Linked DNA regions of Homo sapiens: region 1 is linked to region 2. Evidence: read pairs that join two places in POLR2A ChIA-PET (ENCODE). Cell type or tissue: Panc1. All regions are shown on one strand.

Region 1 (2,500 bases), 190 kb after region 2:
ATCTTCAAATCATCCACGCGCGTCTGGAAAATAAGACATTTACAATATTTTAAAATGGGTTAAGAATTTTTACTTGTTTTTCAGTTGTTTTTTTTTTTTTTTTTTTTTGCCACCCAACTCTTTTGTAAAGTTGAAAGTAACACTAGAACAAGAGTAAAAAGAAAAACAAAAACTGAAATAAAACTATTTCTAGAAAAACATCGGGAACCATTATGTTTACTTCATTTCCAGAACTACGCATAATAAATAGGTTCTGCAAATAAGTAATTTCACAAATCTTTCCTGGAATTCCCCTGGCTACGCTTGGACCTTGAGAACAATTTTACCAGAAAAATGATCAAATAGGAATGTGAAGTCTCGGAATACTCCCATACTTTTGTACAAATGTTTTATACCAAACCACTCACTTGCTAAGCATGATGAAGAGATAGGCTATCTATGGTTAAGAATAGTTTAAGGAATAATCAATGAATTGGGCAGTGATTACCTGGCATGATGCAGCGCCATTGAGACATCATTTTAACTTTTTTACTGTCAAATGATTCAGGAGTCATTATTTCTCTCGGCTGATAGGGCTGTTAAAAAGAAGCAAGTATCCGATTGTGGTGGACTCATGAGTCTATGCCTCTCCACCACAGCAGGATTCCTGGCTTCCATTCCAGTGTCCTTTCATTGGCCATGTTTTGGACGCGGGGTTCGCCTTCCCTTCATTGTCCCTTTACTAATGGAAGGCGAACTCACAGTGCAGCTGCTTGCAAAAAGGAAAATTTATTTGAGTTTTGCCTGGCTGTGGACTTGAACACTGAATCCATGGTGACATCAGCAGAACGACACCAACGGAAAGATTTCCTGCCCTCTACCCCCCTTCCTTTTTAAAAATGTACGTCTTGTACAAAATCTCAGTGGATCTCCTTTGTCCCAAACAGATGGGACAGTTTGACCAGATAATATTTTTTATCTGGGAAGGACAGGAGGAAGGAAGGAAGGAAGGAAGGATGGAAGGAAGGAGAAAAAAAGAGAAAAGAGAGCGGCACAGAGAGAGAAAAGAAAAAAGAGAGAAAAAGAAAAAGAGCCAGAGACAGAGAAAGGAAAGAAAGAGCAAGATAGAGAATAAAGAAAAAATAAAGAGAAGGAAAAAAAGGAAAGAATAAGGAAAGGAAGGAAGGAAGGAAAGAGAAAGAAAGAAGGAGAAAGAAAAAGTAGGAAGAAAGGAAAGAAAAGAAAGAGAAACAGAAAGAAAGAAAGAAAGAAAGAAAGAAAGAAAGAAAGAAAGAAAGAAAGAAAGAGAAAGAAAGAAAGAAAGCTTGTTCAAATCTAACCTTTGTCGTTCACTCTGACAGTGGGTGTCCCCTGAAGCAGGGGAGACACTAGTGTTTGGTCTCCTACAGCTTTTCAGTTTTTCTGATCGTTTCTCTCATCCTTTGCAGTCACTGGTTTTTGCCAAAAGATCCAATCACCTCAACAAAAGAGGCACATCCAGCAATTGCTACTCCAAGAGTAATTCATTGGTGCCAATTGTCGTGCCACGTTTTATCCACCTGGGACATTGCCACAAGGATATCAGACCACAGAGTGGGAGCAGCGCTCAAGGATATGACGCAGAGGCTTTTGGCATCAAAACCAGTTAGCTTAGGTAGAACTCATTCCTTTTTACAAGGAAAAACTGGCCAGAAGGCAGTAGGGAGCGAGGAGAATGGCAAAGCAATGCCATGGCTTTCATGTTTCTTTCGAGCAAATGGAACACTGAAGATTGATGGATATTTATAATCTTCATCTCACCACACCCTGCCCACACTAAACAATATTTTATGAAAATGATAAATGCAAGTGTGTGTAGATCAAGCAAAGAGAAAAGATGGAAAATGGTATAATAGAAGATAGATCGGATGAAAACAAAAGACACTCTTAGACTATTTGAATAGTGAGCTTACTTTTCTGTAATTAAAAAAATCTTAAACCCACTTAATATTCACTTAAAACAGGCATATAACAGAAATCAACTATTTGAGAGTGAGAAATTGATGGCAAATTCACTTTTGACACACTAGATGAAACAAAAGAGAGACTTTGCCAGTACCAAGTTGTATCGTGTGCGCTGGCTAAGGTATACTACTTTCACTTTTGAAAGGAATAAGTTTGCTCAGGATGACAATTTTTCTTCCTTTTTAAAATGCAAACAATGATGCCAGCCTACAACTTCCTTTCTAGCTATTTTGCTAATAAAGCAGGGGAGGAGAATTGAAATTTGAAAAAATAACAAGACCTTGATTCTGACATAGAAACATCAGACACGTACTTTTAAAAATCAGATGACTGTCATCTCTTTAATAGAAGTGAACTATATGCTATATAAATGCTTCCTAGACACCAGCCAACTTTAACACTTTCTGTTCAAAGCTATGTTTTGCTCTTGAGAAAGTATCTCACAATTAGATGAGAAAGTGGGTGGATAGGATGGCTTGGGAAGATTTGAAGATTGAATCCTGCAAGAAAAGAGATA
Region 2 (2,500 bases):
TCAGCCTTATCCTAGAGCCAAAAAGCGATTAGACACTGAGTGGGCAGTAAGGACCCTGGCTGTAAGAAGAGATGCTGTTGCACATTAGATGGGCCTAACACATTTTAAAAGTCTATATTGGTCCTATTTAAAGCATTAGTCAGGCCAGGCATGGTGGCTCATGCCTGTAATCCCAGCACTTTGGGAGGCCGAGGTGGGTGGATCACTTGAGGTCAGGAGTTCAAGATCAGCCTGGCCAACATGGCAAAACCCTGTCTACACTAAAAATACAAAAATTAGCTGGGTGTGGTGGCGGGTGCCTGTAATCCCAGCTACTCGGAAGGCTGAGGCAGGAGGATTGCTTGAACCTGGGAGGTGGAGGTTGCAGTGAGCTGAGATTTCAGCACTGCATTCCAGCCTGGGTGACAGAGTAAGACTCCGTCTCAAAAAAAAAAAAAAAAAAAAGGAAAGCATTAGTCAGCTTTATTAACATCTAAGTATGAAAACATCTTCTAGAAACTAGGTGAAGGGTATATAGAGACTCTCTGCACTATCTTTGCAACTTTTCTATAAGTCTAAAATTATTCCAAAATAAAATCCTGATTTAAAAATATTTATTAAAAATAATCCTTTATTTGTGATCTAACTTCTAACTGGATTTAGAATATTGAATTTAAGTACGTGGGAGCCTTCCATTGAAAAAAAACTAATGGGTGATACCTAATTCCTTACTGGTATCAGATGATGCCAACCTGGCTAGGTGTGGTATAGATCACAGAGAGACATTTACTCAGTAGATAATTTCCATAGCCACAGAGGCTGTCCTGGAGTCCTTTCCATGAGCACATTCAGGAAAAGGCAGTGCTTCTTACTCTAGTTCTTACACTCTGACCCTAGTACCAAGGTGAGATGAGAGATGAAGACGTACTCTAGAAAAGAAGGAAAGTGTGAGGAGAATGGGAGCCTGTGGCATTACAGTCCCATGAAATTGAAGTCAACACTTCCTTTGCTGCTTCCTCTACTTTCAAATGCATCAGCCCCTGCCTGTCCTTAGATGACCTTGTTTCTTGGAGCTGCCGGTTGACAAGTAAGGTTGCCAACGGAAGCCAGTTGCTCTCTTCTGATGCTGGAACTTACAACCTGTCATCTTTTGTTGTCTGCAGAGCAGAGAACATAGCCAAGCCGGCAGGGACAGTCTGTTGTATGAGTCTGGATCTCATTGCAATGATGCAATTTATTTACACATACCAAGGATGAGCCATAAATCCTTACCACTGCTACTCTGTCTCAGTCTCCCAGTGGTCAGGAAAAATTATGACAGGGGTGGAGAGGAGATGGAAGGGCCCTAAGACGGTGATAATTTTTCCCTAGGTCTAAACCTGGTACGGAGATGTGGATGCAATGGTCATAATGCAGGCATATTTATTAACCTGCATATCCAATAGCATTCTTAATATGGCACCCTGACTTGTATGAGAACCAAAGCTCCCAAATATATTTGCAAGTAAGTGGAGGGGAGTCAATTGATTGAGAAGATTTCAGACAACCTTAGAGAGAGATGGAGGGAAGTGCAGCGAGTTCACTAACTAGAGAGAGAAAGCATGAAAGAGAAGACTCAACAAAATCGAGTACAAATTAAAAATCCCTCGAGTGTTATTTAATCAGTGCTGGAGTGAATAGTGGACAAACAATCAGTGAGCTCAGCAAGAAAACCTGAATTATTTCTAACCAGGCCAACCTGCATCTGGAAGGGAAACTATGCAGCTGCCGAGAATCTTAGTGTACATTTGTTTAGGCAGTCCTAAATTATTTCCTTCTTATCTTCTCCTTCTGGGGGCTTCCCTTTGATTGGGCAATGTCCGGAAGTTCCAGGCTGGGAGGCTTCTCAGGTAGAATCAGCTGAAGAGAGGGGCTGGAAACCCGCCAGGGCCGGAAGATGCATCATCATTCAGGGCAGCCCTGGGGGAGTTGCTGACTCAAGAGGAAGGTCTTATTGACAGAGAACAGGCATTCAATGGATCTAGGGTACCAAGTCATTAGAGAGGGACCAATGAAAACAAGATTCTCTGAAGACAGAGGACAGAGTATCAGGACAGAAGTGAGGGCTCAAAGAAAATACCTAATTCCCAGAGAAAATGTGGAATTGTAAGAAGTTTCCTAGCTCAAGAGAAGTGACCAAGATCAAGTTCAAACATCCCTGTGCGCACCTTGTATGACCCTGGGTAAAACCGCTGGGCCAATTTCCTCAAATATAAAAGGAAAACCTGCCCTAACAATCTTACAGGGGTATCATGAGAACCAATTGCAATGACACATATATAAAAATTGTGATTGCAATATGGACCAGATAAGACACCTTTGACCTTGAACAGGACTGATTTTATCTATTTCCCCCACCTTCCCCCATCCTCGCCTCATCAGTTGTGAGACTAAGTGCATTTTTTATTGTATTTTTATTAGTTATATGCAAATATCTTATTTCCTCTTTTTAATTTGCTTACACTACAGACAGGCAGTATTT

What was found. ChIA-PET counts read pairs that join two places held together with the same protein. Peaks named below come from ENCODE experiments on the same cell type or tissue, not always from the same donor. Only the 100,000 strongest peaks of a DNase experiment are listed, where the experiment ranks them.
Region 1: POLR2A ChIA-PET joins it to region 2 with 11 read pairs; 3 of 35 experiments call an interaction of 5 or more read pairs at or near these places.

The regions. Positions count from the first base shown.
Region 1 is chr11:122,155,610-122,158,109 of GRCh38, forward strand. MIR100HG (mir-100-let-7a-2-mir-125b-1 cluster host gene) reads right to left here. Exons shown (of 5, transcript NR_137179.1): 4 at 1-23. Among named protein-coding and RNA genes, the nearest start is that of MIR100, 4.6 kb to the left of the region's middle. In Panc1, no CTCF peak of the experiment used is centred here; a DNase peak (open chromatin) is centred at 1,512; H3K4me3 peaks cover 2,500 bases; H3K27ac peaks cover 2,500 bases.
Region 2 is chr11:121,963,635-121,966,134 of GRCh38, forward strand. No RefSeq gene overlaps it. Among named protein-coding and RNA genes, the nearest start is that of MIR125B1, 130 kb to the right of the region's middle. In Panc1, no CTCF peak of the experiment used is centred here; no DNase peak of the experiment used is centred here.